Linked DNA regions of Homo sapiens: region 2 is linked to region 1. The links are chromatin loops, found by intact Hi-C in ENCODE. Cell type or tissue: heart right ventricle. All regions are shown on one strand. Links, peaks and the distances in the headings refer to the core of each region. The heading gives the core; the rest is flanking DNA.

What was found. Peaks named below come from ENCODE experiments on the same cell type or tissue, not always from the same donor. Only the 100,000 strongest peaks of a DNase experiment are listed, where the experiment ranks them.
Region 2: a loop joins it to region 1, with 2.1 times the contacts of the local background. A loop is called at or near these places in 43 of 110 quality-filtered maps.

The regions. Positions count from the first base shown.
Region 1 is chr5:1,134,985-1,146,466 of GRCh38, forward strand. It overlaps a transcript of SLC12A7 not described here. Among named protein-coding and RNA genes, the nearest start is that of SLC12A7, 29 kb to the left of the region's middle. RefSeq lists enhancers at 2,186-2,718, 5,510-6,353. In heart right ventricle, for the core only: a CTCF peak has its summit at 5,509 (motif pointing left); a DNase peak (open chromatin) is centred at 5,497.
Region 2 is chr5:1,005,551-1,017,032 of GRCh38, forward strand. NKD2 (NKD inhibitor of Wnt signaling pathway 2) reads left to right here and starts at 3,252. Exons shown (of 10, transcript NM_033120.4): 1 at 3,252-3,532; 2 at 3,629-3,664; 3 at 3,931-4,010. The coding sequence starts at 3,508. RefSeq lists enhancers at 1-594, 1,748-2,513, 2,514-3,279, 11,389-11,482. In heart right ventricle, for the core only: CTCF peaks have their summits at 3,154, 4,772 (motif pointing left) and 5,750 (motif pointing left); DNase peaks (open chromatin) are centred at 2,898 and 3,161; H3K4me3 peaks cover 2,263 bases; H3K27me3 peaks cover 2,615 bases.

The DNA of each region.
Region 1 (11,482 bases), core at 1,569-9,568:
GGTATGGTGGCGGGGGCCTGTAATCCCAGCTACTCGGGAGGCTGAGGCAGGAGAATCGCTTGAACCCGGGAGGCAGAGGCTGCAGTGAGCCGAGATCTCACCACTGCACCCCAGCCTGGGCGACAGGGCAAGACTCCATCTCAAACAAAAGACATTCACCTTCCTGAGCCTCGGTTTGCTCATCTGTAAGATGGGGATGAGTAGATGGAAAATGAAAGGAGAAACATCTGGAAAGACTGTGGGGCCAGCCAGAACCTTCCTAGTAAGGAAATTGAAAGGTGCATTTGCAGCTGAGCCTGTGAGATTTTGACTAAACAGGCAGAGGGAGTTCCCAGGACCCAGGAAGTCAACCACACACAACCACCATGCTCCGTTTTCCAGGGCCTTGGACAAATGCCTCAACACTAGGCCCGTTTCCAGGGCCTTGGACAAATGCCTCAACACTAGCCATTCTCGCTCCAGCCCAGGTGCAGTCAACTGTGGGTGATGTCACCTGCGGCCCTCGTCCCCAGCCCTGCTGCCCCGGGATCCAGGGTGGCCATGGAGATACATGATGCTGGTCCCAGGGTTGAAGTCGCCACAGGGGTACAAAGACAGCTCCAAAACAAGTCTAGGGCGGTGCTTACCCCTAGTGCCATTTCTGTAAGTGTGAACATGTGCAAAGTGATGCCACACGCAGCTTCAGGTGCGTGCATGAGTGGTGACAGTGTGACGATATTCCTGGAAAGACAAACATCCCATTCAGGGTTTACTGAAGGCTCAGCTTAAGTCCCTCGCCCTGGTAAGGGCAGGAACACACCAGGTCTCTTGCAGAGGAGTGCAGTTTCACAGCTGGTGGGTTTTCCAAAAATATCTTCAAGAGTTTGACAAACAGTGCCAGCTTGGACTGCACCATCCCCACATCCAAAACGCACTCCCCGTTTCCCTCAACCTCCCTGCTCATCCTGTAAGTTTCCCACAGAAATGGTGGCCTCGTCGGCCCTGCGGGGTGCAGGGGTAAGCAGCACACCATCTCCAGGCCTGGCTCGGGTCCAGAGGACACGGATGCACATTGCCCCTTGATTCATGCTGAGATTCCCATGTTTAAGCAAACAGCTGCTGATGAGAAGGTTCAGAGGCCATGGAAGAGGAGACTGCGGAGAGGCCACAGGAGGAGGGAGAATCGTGGCCGTCTCTGCTCCTGCAGGCACTGCTGTGCGGCTTTGTCCTCCCAAGGAACCATCCGTGCAATAGAGGGAAACACTCCACTGTCCCTCCAACCCAGCTCCGAGAAATCACGACTCCTCCTGACACCCACCAAGACATGAGACACGACTGACACACAGACATGTGCACACACCCCAACACCAGGACACGCAGGCACACACGTGCTCAGACACCAACACCAGGACACGCAGACACACGTGTGCTCAGACACCAACACCAGGACACGCAGGCACACGTGTGCTCAGACACCAACACCAGGACACGCAGGCACACGTGTGCTCAGACACCAACACCAGGACACGCAGGCACACACGTGGTCAGACACCAACACCAGTACACGCAGGCACACGTGTGCTCAGACACCAACACCAGGACACGCAGGCACACATATGCTCAGACACCACCAGGACACGCAGACACACGTGTGCTCAGACACCAACACCAGGACACGCAGGCACACATGTGCTCAGACACCAACACCAGGACACGCAGGCACACACGTGCTCAGACACCAACACCAGGACACGCAGGCACACGTGTGCTCAGACACCAACACCAGGACACGCAGGCACACGTGTGCTCAGACACCAACACCAGGACACGCAGGCACACACGTGCTCAGACACCAACACCAGGACACGCAGGCACACATATGCTCAAACAGCAGGACACGCAGGCACACATATGCTCAAACAGCAGGACACGCAGGCACACATGTGCTCAGACACCAACACCAGGACACACAGACGTGCACACATACCACCAGGACACACACACATGTACTCACACACCACCAGGACACACATGTGCACACACACCAACAGCAGGACACACACACGTGCTCACACACTCCAACACCAGGACACACATGCAGACACACGTGTGTCTACAGCCAGTGTTTCCCAGCCCAGAGCTGGCTGCACAGAGCCACACCCAGCCACAGTGAGGCCGCTGCAGTCCCGGGTTTTCACCCCCTCAAGCTCACCCTGCCCCTACTCCAAGGATTCATGCCCCCATCACAGGCGGGGCCACCTGTGCCCTCTTCCCAGAGCACTCGAGGCCAGGCACGATCCGGAGCCACTTCCTGCGTAGCCCCCTCCATCTGTGCCCCGAGAAACCAAGGACTCCGAAGGACAAGGATCAGACCACGAATGACAAAGAACCTTGGCCCAGAGAGCCAGGACTCCATCCCTGACTGCCTGCCTCCCCACCTTGTTTCCTTACAGCTCAGCACCTGCCAGGGACGTCAAATACACCGCACCCAGCCCCAGGGGGTCCCCACTGCTAGAAGACCACCTTCAGCTCCAGCTACACCTTCCCTTCCCGTTGTCCACACCTTCCCCCTCCTCCTCAACCTGCCTGGACGTCCAGACCCCCCGAGCAGGCACTGAATGACCCCGTTCCCCTCCGGGTGGTCCCCACTCATGTCCATGGCCTCATCCTGGACTTGGCAAACAGGGCCCGCCCCAGGACTTCGCACGGCTGTCCTTGGGCCACACATCTGGGCGATTCGGGGCCGGGGCTCCTCTTCCTGGACATGGCCTCTGCAGGTCAGGCCCTCCCTGCTCGCCCAGGTGCGTCATCAGAACCCTTGGTCTGGCTGGCGGAGAAGACAGCACAAGCGCCTGGATCTGCCCCTCCCCCGGCACCAGCTCCCCGGGGCCTGGCGCACTGTGAGGAGAATCATGGATGTCGGCGCCAGCGCTGTGGAAGACACCCTAAGGGGGTCCAGTGAGCTGTGGCAGAAGGAGCAGTCTCTCTTGCCGGGCTGGTTCCTGGGCTCCTGGTTCCTGAGTGACCCTGGAGCAGGGATAGCCGCCGGCACCCGCCCCTCCTCTTCTCAGAAGTGGTCACGCTGTGTCCAGAGTTGGTTCCTTCCAGTGGGTTCTTGGTTTATGCTGACTTCAAGAATGAAGTCCCAGATCTTTGCAGTGTTACAGCTCTTAAACGTGGCACGGACCCAAAGAGTGAGCAGCAGCAAGATTTATTGCAAAAGGGGAAAAGCGGAAAAAAACACAAACCTTCCACATCATTGAAATGAACCCCAGGGCACCACCCACTGCCGGCGGGGTGGGGCAGGGCAGGGCGGCTTTTATTCCCTTATTTGACCCCACCCACATCCTGCTGATTGGTCCATTTTACAGAACACTGATTGGTTCATTTTACAGAGTGCTGATTGCTCCATTTTTACAGAGTGCTGATTGGTGCATTTACAAACCTTTAGCTACACACAGAGCTGCTCATTGGTGTGTTTACAATCCTTTAGCTAGACAGAAAAGTTCTACAAGTCCCCACCCTACCCAGAGGCCCAGCGGGCTTCACCTCTCAACCTCATAGGGCCTCCTCCTCTGTGTGCCTCTCTCCTCGTCTGTTTCTGATTTGCCAGTGGGCTTAGAGCCCGCTCACATAAACTGGGGCGACTTCAGCTGGAGATCTTTACCCCACATGCAAAGATTCTTTTCCAAATAAGGTCATATTCTCGGGTTCCAGGAATCAGGACATAGATGTAGCTCTTTGGAGGCCACCGTTTAGTTTACTACAAACCTTGAAACCAAAACAGGATCAAGGTCCAAACTTAGAAGGACTTGGGCTCCAGAGAGAGGCCCAGGAAGCTAAGCCCCACTGCCCGACACAGCCCTGTGTGCACAGTGGGAGCCCCAGGGTGTCTGTTCAACTGCAACACACAGCTTTCTACCAGGTCCTTAACACATGCTGGGTCCTAACATGTGCCCTGAGGTGAGCCGGGGATACTCGACTCCAGGGCACTGGCCAGAAGCCTTGGACCTGCACCCACCACCCAGGCCTCTGAAAGGAGAGCAAGCTGAAGTCTTGACTTTGAAACAGCTGCAGGGGTCGCCCCTCACCCAAGCTTGGGGTGGGGGGGGGGCTCTGGGCGGCAGCAGGTGCACTTTGGGAGCCTCCGATGGTCCCCACAGCTGGGCTCCCTCCTCATCCCCATGGGCGTAGCCCACCAGGTGGCTGCTGAGTCCTCATGGTCCGTAGGCAAGAGGAAGGGGGAAAGTGTGAGCCCTTGGCCTCCACGGCAGCCGGCTGGGATCCTGGCGGGGGACCCTCGCTGGTAACAGCATCTCCCCAGGACGTGCGGCCCCAGTGCCTGCACCCAAGCCCAGCCCTGGTGGGGAGCAGCCCCTGGAAGGCAGGAACCACTCCAGGCAAATGCAGCTGGTGCTCAGCTACATCCTCACGAGGGCCCTGGGCCCCAAACCAAGAGGCGGCTCAGCCTGACAGATGCGGTTCTGGGAGCTGGGGCGGTTGACACTGCCTGGGCCTTGCCGGCTTGGCCTTCTCTGAGGGGTGGTGTCCACACAGCAGCAATGGTGCCACATGCCGGAACCTGGAACCGAGGTTGCCTCGAGAACTGTTTGGGCAGTGGCCCTAGCGGGTGTGGGTGCCGGGAAACAGGAGGCAGAGTGGCCCCCATGTTCCTCTGTAGGCGTCCGCACAGCCTGCCTTCCCCGAGTGCACACGGCGAGCTTGCTTGACCCTGGGGTGGCCACGGCCCACTTTTGTGACCCACGTCCCTCCTCCCGGCAGGCCCCGTGTCTTTGGGGAAGGTGAGTAATTCTGAATCTGGTTCCCGAGCCCCACTTCCCAGTCTAGGGCCACTACGTCCCCACGGTTCTGGGACACTTGCTGAGACAAAGGCAGATTTTGTGAGTCAAAAGGGACTTTCCACATCTCCAAACGGCGTTTCCGGATGCATGGGCCTCAGGGCTCTGATCCCAAGAAGTGCCAAGAAGACCTCTGTGGTCACAGATGCGGACCAGGCCGGGACATGCTGGAAGGTGTCAGGACACGCCCGGCCTGCACCTCTGTCTCCCAGAGCATCCCAGGTCTCAGGGCATCAAACGCTCCGAGGTCGGTGACCAGGCACCACCGCCTTGGCCTCAACCAGCACCCCAGAGGCGCCGTCCTGCCCTCAGAAGGCCCCCCAGAAACGCTGTTTCCCATCGCTGGCTGGCTGTCTCGTACCAGCCGCTGCAGCCCCGGCCCACCTGCATGCAGGGAGCAGGGCCCCATGGGAACCCAGGCAGATCCCCCTCCTGAGAAAGGTGGCCCTGCCCCAGCCAGCACATCCCAGGCGATGAGGCATGTGATCCCCATGGCCCCTCGGGTGAATCCTGACCGCCAATCTGCACACACAGCCACACCTGCGTCTCCATCTCCCTCGGTTCTGTTCCCCCCCACCGGGTCTGGAAGACACTGGTAAGCAGGGGAGGAGGAAACAGGTGCAGCTCCAGCGAGGCGGTGCTCCCTGCTGGTGAGTGGGTGCCCCCTGCTGGTGAGGGGGGGTGCTCCCTGCTGGCTTCCCCTCCCCACAGCTGTCCCTGGAGGGAGGCGTCATTCTGTAAACAGGGAGATGGGGTTCAGGACGGTGCCAGCATGCCCAGCAATCCCGGAGTTCCCCGTGCTCAGGAACTCGCACCGCTGGCTCCACGCTCTCTACTCCAGTGGGACAAGAAAGCTCTGCTCACCAGGCAACGAGAGGCGCAAGGGCGGAGCCCAGGGCCCCGGGGAGGGCTCAGGTGGCTGGCGGAGGGGGTGCAGGGAAGGGAGATTCACCCAGGAGGGCCATTGACAAGCACTGGCTGGGGAGGGATGTGGTCACTGCACCGGCATGACAGCTCGGAGTAGCTTCTAGGTGACCACGCCATGGGAGAATGTTCTGAGGGGAACCCCTTGGGAGGCTCAGCATGAGGCAGAGCCGTTGGGGGCTGCAGCCAAGGTGGGCAAGCTGGGCCTGGGCCAGTTCAGAGCAGCCAGGCTGAGGGGGAGGGTGGACACGGGACGTTTATACCAATACGCTCGGGCCGCTGTGGAAATGAGTGCAGCCAGGCTGTGCACACCACAGACACGTCTCGAAGCCTCGGGCCTGAAGTCCCAGGTCAGTGTGTGGCTGGGCTGCTCCCCTGAGCTGTAGGCGGGCACCGGTTCCGGCCTCTTCTTGGCTTGCAGGCCCCAGCTTCTCCCTGTGTCTCTGTATCGTCCCTGCTCTGTGAGTGTCTATTTCTGTGTCCAAATTCCCCCTTTTAATAAGGACACCCGTTATATTGAATTAGGATGCACCCCTGTGAGCTGTCACTTGATGACCTCTGCAAACAGCTCCCTCCCAATACCATCACATTCTCAAGTGCTAGGCAGTAGGACCCCCAGTCCTCTCCCAGTCCTAATGGAGAGATGTCACTGAGCCTGTAACTTGGCTGTCCCAGCCGTCCCTGCTGCCACGGGCACCACAGCCGCCATGGGCACCAGAGCCGCCACGGGCACCACAGCTGTCCCTGCCTCCCTCTCTGTGCTCTCCCCTGGCTTGTTTTCTGTATCTCCTGGGATGGAGGCTCCCTGGGGACTGTCTTCCCCACTGTGTCCTCAGCACCCAGACCTCACTGGGACAGCAGCCACTAAGCTTGTGTGGTCACTGAAGTTTATATTTAAGTTAAAATTTTTTTTAAAAAATGAAGAATCCAGGTCCTCAGCCACAGCAGCTACAGCTCAAGTGCCGATAGCCACATGTGGCCGGTGGCTGCTGCATAGGACAGCGTGGACAAGGAATAACTCCGTTGGTGCAGAGAGGCCACTGGACACTCAGGCAGAGACAAGAGGGTTCGCCGGGACAGATCAACAGATGAACAAATTCAGAACAAAATGCTTAGTGAGGGAGAAGTGAACTTTCATTTTGCCCAAGTCACCATTATCATGGGTGCTGCTGGCAGGATCAGACCTGGTCATGTGGAGTCTGAAGTGCTCCCAGCCACCAACTGTGGCTGTTGCTTAGAGATACCCCTCTTCCCTGCAGCCCTGCAGGACTTCCCGGGGCTTCCTGGCCTCCACCTTTGCTTCTGGTGCTAGAGGCGGGGCAGGTGGCGTCAGGGTGGCCACTCCCCTCCCCAGAGCTGCACTGGGCCGCAGTCAGTTCACCCGGCCACCCCTGGCAGCATCTCTGGGCCCCAGACAGGGCCCCTCCATACAGAGCCCAGACGCTCCACAGGGCAGGGGCAGCCCAGCCCTATAAGCCCTGGTGCCCCCATAATCAGGAGGAAGAAAACCTCCCCCGTCTCCTGTCCCCTCTCTCCCCTCTCCCCTCCCCCCTCGCCCCTCCCGTCTCCCCTCTCCCCTCTCTCCTCTCCCCTCTCCCCTCTTCCCTCTCCCCTCTCCCCTCCACCCTCTCCTGTCTCCCCTCTCCCTTCTCCCCTTTCCCCTCTCCCCTCCTCACTCTCTCATCTTCGCTGTCCCCTCCCCTCTCTGCCCTCCACTCCCCCCTCCCCTCCCCCTCCCCTTTCCCCTCCCCACTCCCCTCTCTCCCCTCTCCCCTCTCTTCCCTGTTCTCTGCTTCTCTGTGTGTGTCTCTCTCTCTGTCTCTCTTTCTGTCTCTGTCCATCTGTCTCTGTCTGTTTTTCTGTCTCTGTGTCTCTGTCTCTCGCTGTCTCTGTCTGGCTGTCTCTGTCTCCCTGTCTCTCTGTCTCTGTCTCTGTGTCTCTCTCTGTCCCCCTCCCCTCTTCCTGAGCCACTGCCCAGAACTCCAGGCAGGAGGTGCTCACGGCCCTCCCCACATCTTCCCCCTAGAATACCCGTGACCATCAGCTGCCCCCCCCATACACACCCCTCCCCTCCAATCCCAAACTCACTCAGAGCCCCTGTTCTTTGGGCAACGTGCTCAGAACTCAGGGGAGGTAAGGGGGAGTAGGTCAGCAGAAGAGGAAATGGACTTTCCTGGCCCATTCTCCATCCTGGGAGGGCACTGGGCCCTGGGCCCCAGGCCCCGGGCCCCGGTATTCATGGTAACGGGGGCTGAGAGGCGGCCAAAGAAGGCTTGTTCCCGTGCCGGGCACCACAGAGCTTACGGCTCCATCTGTGACACGGGCCTTCCTTCCCTGAGGGCCCCAACACAGCCTCCTGGGCAACATGCCCCTCCATCCGCAGGGTCAGAAGCCGCAGCTCAAGGATCACCTGCGGAAGGTGGCATTTCCCAAGACCGGAGCTTCCCGACATCCCGCCACCTCCCGCAGCGCTGGTGCCAGTCCTGTCGGATAAGGGGCAAGTGTAAGACCGGCCTCATCAGCTCCAGCAATTGTAACAAAGCGCCATGGGCGGGGGCTTCAACACTAGAAATTGTTCCCTCGCAGCCTGGGGGCTGGAAGTCCCAGACCAAGGGGCTGCTGGGCGGTTTCTCCCAAGGCCTATTCATGGCCCGCAGACGGTGGCTTCTCCTGTGTCCTCCCACGGCCGCTCCTCTGCACACACGCATCCCTGGTGTCGCTTTCTCTTCTTACAAGGACACGTCCTATTGGGTCAGGGCCTTCCTCACAACCTCATTTAACCTTAAGTCCCTCCCTCAAGGTCCTAGCTCCAGATACAGTCCCGTTGGGGCTGGGCCTCAGCTGCGAATCTGGGGGCACGACTCAGTCGGCAGCTGTCTGTGTCCTGCATGCGCCTCCACTGACCTTCCCAGGGTTCTCCCTGTGTCCTGGTGCTGCTTCTTCACCCAGAGCGCTGCCACCCACTGCTGAGCTTCAGACATGTGACCTGCCCAGTCCCCTCTGCAAGCCCTGCACCTTCCTCAGTACCAACCAGCAAACCCGTGGCTGCACCGGGGCCAGCAGACACTCTCGGGCAGAGTGCTGGGCACCCTGGCCTCCTGGGCACCCTGGCGCTTGGCACCCTGGCCTCCTGGGCACCCTGGCGCTGGGAAACCTGGCCTCCTGGGCACCCTGGCGCTGGGAAACCTGGCCTCCTGGGCACCCTGGCGCTGGGAAACCTGGCCTCTTGGGCACCCTGCCCTCCTACCCCTGGCTGGCTCGGGCGGCTGTCACCAGTGTGTTCTAAGACTGCAGCCCAGAACCAAGAAATAGGGAGGGGGCGAACAGCCCTGCAGGGAGGGGCACACCCGCCAACCTCAGAGAGGGGACCTGGACGCACCCACCACCCTCAGGGAGAGGACGTGGACGCACCCACCAACCTCAGGGAGGGGACCTGGACGCACCCGCCAACCTCAGGGAGGGGAAGTTGGCCGGCGCAGCGCCGGGTGGCGGGAGAGGATGGTGTCTGGGGCTTACGCCATGCCCAAGCTCCCACAAGGCAGGGGCCCACGTCCCGGGCTCCACGCCAGGGCCTTGCTCTGCCAGGGCAGCTCAGGGCAGCTCCGACAAGGAGTGGCCCCTTTGAACGAGATCCTGGAGAGTCAGGGTTTTCACTCCAGCTTTAAACCAGTTGCTCCCAGGCCGCCGCCACTGCCCCCACCCACCTGTTCTTGGTCCCAGCATCATCATGACAATTTGGGGGCAGGAATTCAACTGTGGAACGGGAGGAGCCCTCAGCTCCGGGTCACGCTGGGTGGAGGGCACGGTGAGGTCACGCTGGGTCATGGTGAGCTGGTGAGGCAGGCAGCCTGGTGGGCACCCGCCTTGAAAATGACCCCTCAAACCAGCGGACCGCACCACACTTTACAATTGAGTACAGCTATTTATCCATTAACACCTGTACCACTTCCAGACCAACAGATCACCAGGCTGCAGTGGGGACATGTGAGAAAATTACAGGCAAGGAAGCAAAGACTAGAACCAGGTGTGTCTCTGAGTTCCAGCCCTGCTGAAATGCCCGTCTGAATAAACAGGGGCCACTGCCATCCCGGCTGCGCATGCACAGGCCTCCGAGCGGCAGAAAGCAGGGATGACACCAATGTGGCTTTAAACCAGTGTTCAATTCCCATGGCTGATTCGGAACGTCCTGAGGCAAAACGTGAAGTTTACTGCATCCGAGGAAGGAAGTGCAGCACCCACAGCAGCAGCCAGCACCACTGGACCAACCGGGCCGGGGCTGGGGAAGGAGCATGTGCTGTCGGCACGGCCAGGCCGGGCCTGGAGGGCTGGAGAGAGCCTGCGTGGGACAGCAGCTGGAGGCCGCAGGGGGCCCAGGGATCACCCCTTCTTCAAAGGGAACCTGGCCGAGAACTCGGCCCTCACACTTGGGTGTGGGGTCTCTGGAGACAGGACAGTGAGTGGCCACAAGGGCCAGGCAGGGGCCGCTGCCAGTGGGCCTGGAAGACCAGCGAGGGCTCATGTCCATCACACGGTCTGTGCAGTAAATGATGGCCGGTTCCGCAGACCCCCTCCCTGTGGGGACACAGCTGCTGGGGTGGTCACCCCTCCCCCTAATTCCCAGCTGAGGTGCCCCTGCAGAAGCCCCGAGTGCCCAGCGGGGTAATTGCGGCCAGGTGCTTGCTCTTGGAGCACTGAGGAGCCATCGGAGGCTGCAGGCTGCCTAGCGGCCAGGCTTGCTGCCCCTTCCTGGAATCTGCCCACAGGAAGTCAGAGGCTGCCAGCCCCTTCACTGACCTTTCCAGGACCAGCCAGGAAGGGCTCACAAAGGATGTTATTTGAAACAGGAAGGTCCCTGGACAAAAATATCTCTTCCAAGAGGCCTGAAAGAGCACCTTGCAGAGAGTAATTTAGATTAAACAGGACCCCCTCCCTGGAGAGCCTGCCTAGGTGTGAATTGATTTAATCAAACTGGCCTCCTCTCAGAAAACTAGAGGCCAGGATCAAGCGCCTCTGTCCTCTGCAGAAGGAAGGGGCTGGGGGTGCGGGAGGGTTTAGTTTATCTCTAGGCCCCTACTGTCTGCTTGCATTTTCTTTTTGGTATTTTTTGTATTGTGATAAAATACACATAACATTTTACCATTTTTACCATTTTTGGGTGAGCAGTTCAGTGGCATTAAATGCAGTCACAATGCTGTAAAACCATCACCGCCATCCTTCTCCAGAACTTCCTTTGCAAAACTGCAGCTCTGCACCCATTAAACTGACTCCCATTCCCCTCCCCCAGCCCCTGGCAGTCCCCGTTCTGCCTCCGTCTCCCAGAATTTGACAACTCCAGGCTCTGCCTGCAACTGTTATTCTGCAGGATTGACCTTTCTGTGTCTGGCTGCCCCATCCCTCCTCATTCCCAAAGGCTCTCCCTGGAACCTGCTCCCAGCAGGAGGGGCCATTCCCTGGTCACCCACCTTCTTGAGGCTCCTCTGGGAGAGTCTCCAGGTCTGTGATGAGACCTCAGGGACCTGCCAGCAGGTGGGCTTTTGGAGTGGAGTTGTGGGAGCCCAGATGCTGGTGACCCCTGGAGGTGACCACCTGGGCCAGTGACCACGGACCTCCAGGCCTGGGTCCCTCTGACCTGGCCGTGGAATGAAGCCTGGGGTGCCTGCATGTGGGTGGGAGCAGTGGTGGCCTGCTGAGAGGTGTTCAAAGCCATCTCTGCAGTGTAA
Region 2 (11,482 bases), core at 2,146-10,145, 130 kb before region 1:
GAGCGAAAGGCGAGGCAGGACGGGCCTGAGGAACCTGGAAGTCCCTGCAGGGCCCCTGGAAGAGGCAGGCAGGGGGCTGCCCCACAGACGGGCCCAGGAGAGGACACGCCGGGCTGGCATCACGTGAGGAGAGCGTCCAGCAAACCACACTGGTCCCGAGGCCTCCACGAAAAGTAGATGGGCATCTCGCGGCAGCCACCACTGAGGCAGCACCGGGAAAGCATGGTGGGTGCCCACTGGCCCCGCAGAGGGCAAAGGCATGCACACGCCAGAAGGGAACGTCAAGGGGAGCAAAGAGAACCCCTTCCTCCTGGAATGGCTGAGGGGACCAGGCCGCTCTGTGATGCAGACATCTCAAGGGGCTCTCCCTTGCACTACCCCATGTGGACTTTAACTCCCAATTTGGAAAGTAATGATGTCATCTTCTGTGGTCTCAGGGTCCTAGTGAGTGTGTGAGGATAATAGTGTTACATGTTATGCAAAGGGATTGTGAACTGGCATGGGGGTCAGGTTTGCAGGGCCTGGAGCTGGTGACTCCAGCTCTAGAACAACCCCAGGCCGGCTCTGCCCTACCCAGGAGAGATGGTCATAGGGGAAAGAGTCCAGTGGGCATTGGAGGCGTAGGGGCCACTTAGGGTTGCCCTTTGAGCTGACAGTGGGGTACAGATTCAGCTCTGCAGTGCCCCTAACCCCCACTGCGGATCCACCCGGGGGAATGCCCTGAGGACACGCGAGGTGAGGGTCAGGCGTGTCCTGCTGGGTGGGAACTCCGGACCCTCTGGGAAGGAATGGGTGAATCGGCTGCTCTCACTCTCCAGCTCCCACTCAGAGGAGCCCTGGGGGATCCCATTCCTCTACCTCAGAGGACTCCCAGGACACTGTCTGAGCCCAGTGGGAGGAGGACACACAGCCCTGATCTGCCAGTCAGTGGGGCTGAGGGTCAAGCTGTGCGCCTTGTGTGCTGGCGGCGTCCCGCCTGGGATGGATGGAGATGGTCTGTACTTTCATGGGTGAATTGTAGGGCCCCTGAATTGTATGTATCTCAATAAAGCTGCTAAAGAATAAATGTAAAACCTTTGCCTAGTAACTCAGGTTCACTGGAGTGCATGGGGAGTTTCTGCTGTTTGGACTCTGCATGTGCCTAGTTCCAAGTGACAAGGTGGGTGCGAGGGCACGGCAGCCAGTGCAGGCCCAGCCTCATGGGCTCCTCCAGCTTGGGCACCCTGTAGGGTGTGGGGTTGGTGCCATGGCCCGCCCCCACCCCCCACCTCCACCTGTCCTCCCAGGACACTTCCTCCCCCAGACCTCCTGACATCTGCATTTAGCAAGGACCAGAGCTCAGTCAGCAGAGGAGTGAAACACAATGGCCCTTCCCCACCTGGCTGGGGCACCTCAGCCAACCTCCCCCAGTGGGACCTTCTCGGGGTCTTGGGAGGAGGGCCCATGCATGTGTGAGGCAAGGCTCCCAGCCACACAGGGGACACGAGCCCACCAGCAGATCTTCACCCAGGGTGGCTCATCGGTCCTCATGTAAGGGCAGGATTTAGAGGCACGGGAAGGGCTGCAATCCTCAGGCTGTGCTACTTTGCATAACATGTAACACTATCATCCTCACACACTCACTAGGACCCTGAGACCACAGAAGATGGCATTGTTACCTTCCAAATTGGGAGTTAAAGTCCACTTGGGGTAGCGCAAGGGAGAGAGGAGGGGCCGAAAGAGCCTGGGAGGGTGGCCCTGGCCCTGAATCTGGACGCCTGGACGCTATACACAAGGGCGCTCTGAGCCCATCGCAGGCACGGCCTGGCCGGGTGCAACCCTGCTACCAGGTGCCAGAGCTGTCTGCCTGCAGGAAGTGGCCCCTCCACTAGGGTTCTTCAGAGGATGGTGGGAATGGCTCGCAGGCAAGACTACTCCCAGGAGGGTCCGTGTGCCCTTGTTCATGTGCTCGCCCACAGCTCATGTATCTGCGGACAGCCAGCAGGGGAGGCTGCTGGGGTGGGGGGCGGGCCTCTGGTTTAACTTTCCGTTTTGCCACTGAGCAGCCTAGGCCTCTGTAAAATCGTGTGATGGCGGCATCTGCCCCGAGGATGGTCTGAGAATGGGAGGCAGTAATTGGAGTGAAAGGGCTTGGCTGGACGTCAGCTCCAGAGGTGCAAGTCAGCACTGGGCAGCCGCGGAGCTGCGCTGCTCAGCTGTGAGACAGGGCTCCAGCCAGGGGAGTGGGAACAGAGAGACCGGGTGGGACCTGGGCCAGCTTAGCGGAGGCCTGGCAGGGCCGGAGCTGGGCAGGTGAGGGGTCCCGCACCGCCAGCCTCGGAGCTCCAACTCCAGGGACGGGAGCTGCCCTGGCAGAAGGTGGGGTCACCCACTGAGGTTGGAGACGTGGGCGTGGCAACAGCCCGTGGGGAAAATGCTGAGCTAGCTCTTGAAAGGCTGGGGAGATACAATGTATCAATGCAACAGGGCGTGGCAGGGAGGAGAGTCATGGGTAGGGAAGGGAGAAATGTCCCAGAAACAGGAGCAAGTTAGGGTTCCAGGAGGAAGTGAGGGAAGAAGGTTCCTCTGAAGGTAAATAAGGAAGAGAGCCCTGAGGTACCCAGCAGGGTAGGAGGCAGAGAGGGGGTCCAGTGAAGGGTACTGAGGGACGGGTCTCCAGAGCCAGCTGGAGGAGCTTGAGATGAGGCCAGGGAGGTAGCAGCTGAAGCCACTGAGTTGGACACGTGGAGGAGGCAGCGCAGGTGGCCAGGCTTGGGGCTCCTGGGAGGCTCCAACACCCTCAAGGCACAGGTCGGAGGAGACCCTGCTCAAACCAAGGACAAAGTGAGGGGGTGCAGGGCCCTTCCAGCCGGGGCCGGGGGGGGCCAACGCTGGTTCTTCATCAATTTGGAGCGCCAGGAGAGGGCGGGGATCTAGTCCTGCCGGATACCACCCCCCTTTGGGCTGCCCACACCCCCACCCCCTCTCCAGCAGCCAAGGGAGGCGGGTCCTCCCTTTCAAAGGGAGGTGCCCTCAGGCTCCTCTGGAATTGGGGATCCCTTGACCCAGGACGGCCTGGTGAGGGGTCGGAGCTGACTCCCGCCAGGCTCCGCTGCAGCACCTGACCGCCCCCACAGGTGGCCGGGCCGGGTCCTCATCGCTGGTGGGGCTCCAGGCTGGGAACGGGGGTCGAGGCCGATGCGCTGCGGGCAGCGGCCGCCGGGGGCGCTGCGGGGGCCGCGGTTAAAGCCCCGGCGCGGGCGCACGCGCTCAGAGGGAGCCGGGCCGCCGTCGCTGCCGCCGCTGTCCCCGCGCCCTGCGCCCGGTGGCCCCCCACCTCCGCCCCGCGGCCGTACCTGGCGCCCCCTGGCTCCCCCGGCCCCCGCGCGGCGTGGAGCCATCTTCCCTCACCTCCTACCGGCACCCTAGCTTGCTCCCGGCCCATGCGGCCCCCGCGGGCTCCCGGCCCCGGCTTCAGAACTCAGCCCTGCACCTGAGCGCGGGGCCCGGCGGGGCGTGGCGGCGGCGATGGGGAAACTGCAGTCGAAGCACGGTGAGCCGCGGGCCGGTAGGGCGGGAGGGCGGGCGGGCGGGCGTGGGGCCGCCTCTCACTGTCGTTTTCCTCTCCCCGCGTCCCGCCGTGCCGCAGCCGCCGCCGCCCGCAAGCGGAGAGAGAGCCCGGAAGGTGAGCGGGCGAGCCGACGGGCGGGGCGGGGGGCGGCGACCCGGCCCGGGACCCTCAGAGCTAGGAGCCCGCGCGCGTCCTGCCCTGGAGCCAGCAGTGGGGGGACGGGGCCGCGGGTCTCCAGGAGCGCGCGGGACCCCCACGCCTGCCCCTGCGCGGTCTCCAGGCGATGGGGACACAGCGAAGGCGCAGCGCCCGCGGGGCTCACGGCGCGTCTCTTTCCCTCCTCGGTGCGGGTTTCCCGCGCGTCCGCCCCCGGACCGCAGGGGACAGCTTCGTGGCGTCCGCGTACGCGAGCGGCCGCAAAGGCGCGGAGGAAGCGGAGCGGCGCGCGCGGGACAAGCAGGTAGGCGGCGGGGCGGAGGCTGGGGTCGCGCTGCGCACCCGCCCGGGGGCGGGGAGCGGTGTCAGAGCTGTTCCTGGTGCCCGCCCGCGGACAGGCGAGACGTGGGCCGCCATGGCCGCACGAGTGACCGGGGGCCAGGAGAGCCAGTCTCTCCCCAGCCTCCACGACGTCTGGGGCTCCCGTGGGGCGAGCCCTTGCTAGTGTCCCATGCTGAGTGGCGGGTAGGGGAATCGGAATTCCTTGTCCTAGGCTGGGAGCCGTGTGGGGGCTCCATGTTTCGGGCTGGAGGAGCTGGGCGAGTGGGAGGGGCTGGACCTAGACGTCCCGGGCTGGGGGTCCCGGGGAGCGGGAATGCAGTACCCCGGCTGGATGAGCTGGAGGAGTTGGAGGAGGGGTGGGAGCTACAGACCTGGGGCATCACTGGTCATAGCCTCAGTGCTCAATCAGCAAACATGGCCAGAGTCAGAGGCCTCGGTGCCTCCCATCTCTGGGAGGGGTGACCACAGGCCTGCTAGAGGCTCAGGAGACAGAGGGACATCTGCACAGCTGTGGCAAGGCTGCAGAGACTGCAAGGCTGGCTCAAGAGCCAGGCGGCCCTGAGGGTGGGTGAGGAAGGTGCTATGTCCAGGAGCAGAGAACTGTCCAGGTCTGGGGCCCTGGAAGGGCCTGGGGTAAATTAGACCTGCATGTTTGCTGAGCGTGAGAAAGCTAACATTTGATGGTCATCAGTGTCAGTGTGAACTGTATCGGTGCAGACAGCCCCACCAGGTGGCCAGGCCCACACTTGCCCCTTGCTTCCTCCCCCACTGTCCCCAGAGGTCCCCAGACACAGAACATGCCGGGTCACGCAATCAGTTTCCTTTTTGGAAAGACATTGTTCTGGCAGTTGATTAAAAAAAGTTCTGGGTGTGTTTGGAGACATTTTCTGCAGCTCTGTCTTGAGAAGGGGCTTAGGTCTGCTTGGAAATTAACATGCAATAGAGTTAGGATTGGTGCTTCCTGAGAGTGACCATCTAACGCCTGTGATGGTGGGAAGCACGCTGTAAGGTACAGTAAGTTGGGTGGTCCTGTGAGCCTCTATCCGGGACAGGGAGACCAGGGTGAGGTCATCCAGGGAGCTGTCCCCGCCCCAATCTGGCTCTCTCTGCCAGTTACATTTGCACAGGGGCTTGCTGGTGAGTGGATGGTGCCACTTAGCAGCCAGGTGCTCCTGGTATGATTAGTCAGTGATGTGAGCACCTGGGGTGGGCGGGCGTTCACCTCTCTCGTGGTCAGGGCTTTGGCCGGCCCCTGTCCATTGGCCCACTGGCCTGGAGCCTTCTCCCTGGGAGGCGCTGCACCATGAACCTTAAAATCCCTGAGCCAGCGCCCTCACCATGAAGTGCAGCTCCCAGGGCCATGGGGCAAGGCCAGTGCGCTCTGGAAAATGCAGGTGCTCCTCATGTGACTACGATGTCAGCGTGAGGGCTGCTCGTGGGCGTTTAGACCTGCCACTCTACACTGGGACATTTTCTTTAGAGAATAGCTTGGGAATTGGGGCTTGCTTGGATTGTTACCTTCTAATTTTGCCATCATTTCATGAAAGAAAACTCCTTTCTAAGTTAAAATGAACAAACTCAGAATCAAAGGCTGTCCTGTGAATTAAATACATTTCAGCTTTCAGACAAAAGTGCTGCCTTTCTGTATTTTCCGCCTCTGGCCATGACTCCTCCCACCTGGCATGGAGACCCCAGGGCCCAGGTGCGCCCTCACCTGGCCAAGTGCCCTCCCTGCCACATTGCTGTTCCTCTCACCTGGCAGCTGTTCCCCCTGCGACAGATCCTACTGACGTCCAGGAGAGTCGCAGGCCACCACAGCGAAGTGTCCCTCTGGCTCTCACCTTCTTCTTTTGTGTTGTCCAGAGCCTCGCCCATCGTCCTTGTCCTCCCAGGTGGTATCCACTGAGGAGGGCCAGTCCTGGGTCACCCAGGGCACCCCTTGTGATGCCTGGCTGGGGCCAGCGAGGGGACTCACTCCTTCCCTTCTCCAAAGTCCACCTCCTGGTTCCGTGCGAGGCATCCTGGGTGCCACAGAACGGTGGCAGAGAACCCTGTGGAGATTGGGCGCACTAAGAGCCAAGACCTCCGACCTACCCTCTCTCCCCAGCCCCCAAAATAACACAAATGAGATTGGCTATTATTAATTCCCTGTGAGCAATGCTGGCTCCTGCCTCTGTACGTGTCTGAAAACACCAACAGCAGCACTTTCCCAGACAGGTGTGTCTCTGCACCCCCGACGTGGCTCTCCCTGGCGACTCTGCGGAGCGCCACACTTTGCTTTTGGCGGGACCCGCACGGCTTCATCACCGAGTGTCCCTGAAGGGCTAGGGCCATGGGATCACTGGTGACGGTGCCGTGAAGGTCTGGAGAGTGGATTGTGAGGGATCCGGAGTCCCTGGGGATGTGCGTGGGTGAGGAGTGGTGCCATGGTGGCAGTGCACTTGTGTGGCTGTTTTTCCAAGTGGTAGTGACTGCAGGGAGGATGGCTTCAGGCCTGGGAACAGGCTGCCCCTGCACACTCACCCTCACCATCTGGTCTGCGAGACTAGCTTTAATTTCTACAGCGCTCCCTGAGGCTGGCGGAAAATGGTTCTGAAGACAAGAGTCACTGTTAACTGGAATGTTGTTGTGAATGGAGCACAGGCTTCCATGAAGTAGTGCTGAGGAAGGGTGCGCTGGGGCTAACTCCAGAGGCAGCATTGTAGCGAACACTCGTGACAGACCAGCCAGTGCGTGGAGGAGGCCGTGGCCCTGGCCTGCACGGGGGGCTCTTGCCCACATCTGCAGGAGGCAGCAGGCACGGCTCTGAGTGGCCCGTCTAGGGCAGGTCCCAGCTTACAGGAGGCACTCGCCAGTCCCATCCCCATGCCACGGCCCTTCTGAGTGTGCCAACATGGTACATGTTTCCTGGAAGGGAGCCAGGAGGACCACAGTCGTAAGACCTGCTGGCTCTGTCCAGGGCTGAGCTCCAGGCCAGGGCCCAGGCCTTCACCTGCACTGGCCTCTGGCTTCCAGCAGCAAACTCCATCTGCCCTCAGCATGGCCTTGCTCACGGGAACTGGGCTCAGCCCCACTACATGGCTTGACGCCTTCCGACTGGAACCAGCCACAGTGCCCCAGAGGCTCATATGCCTGCAGCTGGCCTTCCCCCAGAGGCAGGGGTGGGGCTGCCCCTTCCCTGCCCCTTCCCTGCCCCTCCTGGCCACCCAGGAGCCAGCGCTCACCTGTCCTCTGTGGGTCCAGAGAGCTGGATGTGGCAGTGGGATGCCCAGTTCTTGGTCAGTGGGAGCAGTTTCTTGTAGAAGATCCTGGAAAATTCTTCATGGCTTCAAGCACAGTCTGGACGCTACCGCATCAACACAGAGATGCAGGGTGGGGGCAAGATACACATTTGCAGGAGAGACTCGGGCCAGTGCACGTGCGCCCAGAGACAAGGCAGTGTGGACCATACTCTGCTTGGTGCTCGGCCACGTGCCACACAGAAGGAGAGGTTGTGGGTGCCCAGTCCACCCAGCTCTGCATTTGGGGGTGCAAGCCACTCCAAGATGTCCAGGAGAATGGCAGCTTCCAAAGGGAGCAGGGGTGCCTGGGGATGCCTCCAGCACAGACTCTGAGGGCCAACCTTCTGTCTTCTGTGACTCATGTTCCGGGACCCTGTGTCCTCATGGAGCTGAGGCCCATGTGGGGCTTTGTGTCAGAGCCGGCGGCAGCTGCAGTGTGTCATGGCTGCCCTTTGCTTTCTTTTTGGTGCCCTCTGTGTGCCTGGCCCTTGGATACAGGCAGCCGTGTTCCTACCCTGGGATGTGGCCCAGCCATGTGGCGAGGCCAGCACAGACATGCACAGAGGCTCAGGCACAGAGGGAACCGAAGGGAGTTGCCAGGCCACCTGGTCATCCCCCCTTGTGGGAGGCGTCGAGGTCACCTCTGGGCATGACACCTGATGCCCAGCACCTGAGAGCCATAGGACGGGTTGGATACCATGTATGTAGTTTCTGTGCCAGCCTGGGCCTTGGGCCCACTGAGGGCTGTGTGTGCGCCCAAGCTCTCCACCAAGCCGCAGGCATCCCCTGTCCTGCAGCAGGGGCTCTGGGGTGCTGACTGGGAGAGCGTGCTGACTGGGAGAGGCTGCTGCCGGTGCCTGGCCATGAGGTTGGGCCAGTGGATCTGTGTTGCCCATGGTGGAGGCCGGAGGCTGGCCAGTGGCGTGGTCCTGCCCGCTCGGGTCACTGTACCTGGACAGTGCAGATGTGCATTCTCAGTGTCGGCCCCTGTGTCTGTGAAGTGCATCCTGAGAAGCCCTGCACATGGACCAGGCAGGTGTCTGGATGGAGGCCCTGGAGCACAGAGCGTCCCTGCCACAGGGCCTTGGGCTAGAGTTGGGGGTTTCACAGACGAGGCCATCTGGGGCAGCTGTCACCCCTGGACTTCCAAAACAGCTTCCTGAAGCTAAAACTGCCCATTTTGCTGCTGAATGAGCTGAAGTTTTAGATTTCTGCAGGTGAAAGAAGACAGGTGGCTGCACCCTGTTCTCCTCAGTGGGCTGAACCACCATGGGAAGCCTGGTGCTGCTCCGTCCTCCTTCCTTCCTACTTGTGGCTGAGTAATTTGAATTCCTTTGAGGTTTTCATCTTGTTTTGGCTAAAGAGCTTACATCTTTCCTTTTCTTAAAAAACCCAGGCTGGTTTGCAATCCTCGGAAACCAATCATCAGCCCTGCAGCTTTGGGCCGCCGTATGCCTGCATTAGGGTGTTGGGGGTCCATCAGACGCACACGCGACTCCTGGGAGCCGCGGGAACTGTGGCTGGTGCCGGCCAAGGCAGTTGTGCCAGAAAGGGCAGGGCCGTCTCGAGTACCCATCCACGAGTGCCCTTCGGTGCCCTGGGCCCCTGCTGTGCATGCCTCCCGTGTGAGCAGCAAGGTGATGGTGAGATTGGAAATGCAGTTTCATCTGCCTTGTAGGAGTGGCTGGCTCTCCTTTGCCCCTGGGTGGGCACCGCTTGTTCAGAGCTGGCAGTAAGTCCATGGCCACCCCAGGTCCAGGCCCCGACTGGGGGAAACACACACCTTGCCACTGTCCTGTCTAGGCTAGGGTTGGGGGTTCGGCTCTTTCTATTTCTCAGGAAGCCAGGAGTCTGGGCCAAGGGCTCCTGTCCTCCACCCCCGCTTTGCGGCCAAGGGATACCCACTTGGTCAGCCCCGACAGAGGCTGTGAATGAAGTCCTAGTCAAAGACCATAGTTGGGAGCCACCATATGGCCGTGTTACGTGTGGCCCCCTCGCCAGCACCAGGTTTCTGTCATCCCATCGTTAGCAGAGGCGGCTTGCATGGTGGCTTGACAGCCTCTGGACCCGGCTTCGGACCCGGTGCTGCCACTCACAGCCTGGCCACATCCCTCGTGCCTGGGCCACCTGCTTCCCCTTGTGGTCCTGTGAGGAAAGACAAAAGGGACAGCTCCACGCTCCATAAGGCCAGGCAGCGAGGGCCACCTGGAGAGCAGCCAGGTGTGGCCGGGCCCCTTCCTGGCCTTTTGCCCCAAGTGCCGGGGTGCTGCAAGCCAGAGGGGTGCGTGAGTCCGTGAGCTTGTGCCAAGATGCTGTGGGCCTGATTCGTACTGCACAGTCATCTGAGCTGTCAGCAAGCTCTCACTGGTTGGCAGTGCCCACAGCCTCCCTGGCGTGGCCAGGTGTGGTGGGAGCAGAGGCCAGTGGGTGGGAGTGGGGTCCACCGTCCTTCCTGTAGAGAGGAAGCCTCTGGCCTCCTGGCTGCTGTTCTTGAGTTGGCAAAGCCACACTTTACGGAAGCGGTAGTTCTTGAAGCCAGACACACCTGAATTTGGAGTTGCCCAGCCTACCCCAGAATTTGTAGACAGCTACCTGCCAGATCACTGGGTCCCTGGAGCTCTGAAGGCTGAGCCCTATGTCCTTCCTGCAGGGCTCTCAGACAGATGCCTGCATCAGAAACTCCCTGGGTTATGACGAAAGGCCTATGACACCCCTAGGGAGTTGGGGAAGCCTCAGGAGCATCAGGAAGCAGGAGGAAGCAGGAGCCACTGCTGGGGTGAGGTCAGCATTTAGAGGCGGTCCTGCCCGCACATGCTGCCGCCAGCATTTCAGGGTGGGCTGCTCCCAGCAGGACTGCAGATCGGCCTGTCCATGTGTGGAACCCGAGGGGGCCTGTGCTGCGTCCTGGGGCATTCATGCTGGAGGGTTCCTGTGGCTCCGTCCTCTCACAGGTCTTACCAGCCGTGGCCCCTCTCCTGTTGGACTTGCCTTCCTGAACATGGGGAGGGGTCCCGAGCCCAGGACCCCTAATCAGTTCCAAGGGCTCCAGAGCTTTCAGTCTCTGCCACCTTCTGAGCCGTCGTCTGTCACAGATCATGACCGTCAGCTGTCCCTGGAGGTGCGGAAGGAGCCCTTCCTGTGGGGCTGCTGGGTTAACGCCGGAACCATGGGGAGCAGAAGGCGCGGTGTGTGAGAGGGGTCTGCCCAGGTAGCAGGATCCCCCCCCACACCGGACACTTCCCCAGCGTGGGGCGGAGCTCGTGGTGCTGGCCTGGAGGGACACACGGTGCTGACCTGGCTGCCGCCTCTGGACTGCGAAGCCTGGACCTGCTGGGACAGGAGCCTTGCAGAGACCCCGATCCGCTCTCACGGCGAGCTGCACCCATGCTGGCTGATGGGAGCTTTAATCTGCTTTCATGTTGGCAAATACTTGGCAGGGCACCCTTTGGCAGCCTTTCACGCTGGCGTGAAACAAATTGGGTCTGTTCGATCCTGTCCTGCGCAGAGCTGGAATTCACTGGTGGTGATGGCCAGCCCTTGGCAGCTGGAGGGGGAGGGTTTGTTTTCCTTTTGTTCTGCAGAATTTTCCAAGGAAATCGTAAATAGTTTTGCGCACCAAAATCAGAGAAGCTAAAAAGCACGAAATATTGTAATACAAACATTCAAATTGGAGATTATTTTAATGGTAAGTGTCTTGGCGGATTTAGACTGAGAGCCTTGCCAGAGGCCGATGGAAACGGGGGTCCCTCCTTGCTGTCTCCAGTGAGGTTCTCCGTGAGGCACTCACGTCGGTAGCTGGCAGGACCCTCCAGGGCTCCCACCTGCCCTTAAGGCCGTGGTCCTGCGTGGATGTACTTCCAGGACGAGGCCTCTCACATCCGCTAAGGGGGACGTGACAAGAGCTACAGCAGCTGTTTTTGGATAACAGAGCCTACCCCATCCTCCTTTCCACAAAGGATAACAGAGCCGACCTCATCCTCGTTTCCCCAAAGGATAACAGAGCCGACCCCATCCTCCTTTCCACAAAGGATAACAGAGCTGACCTCACCCTCCTTCCCACAAAGGATAACAGAGCAGACCCCATCCTCCTTCCCACAAAGGATAACAGAGCCGACCCCATCCTCCTTCCCACAAAGGATAACAGAGCCAACCT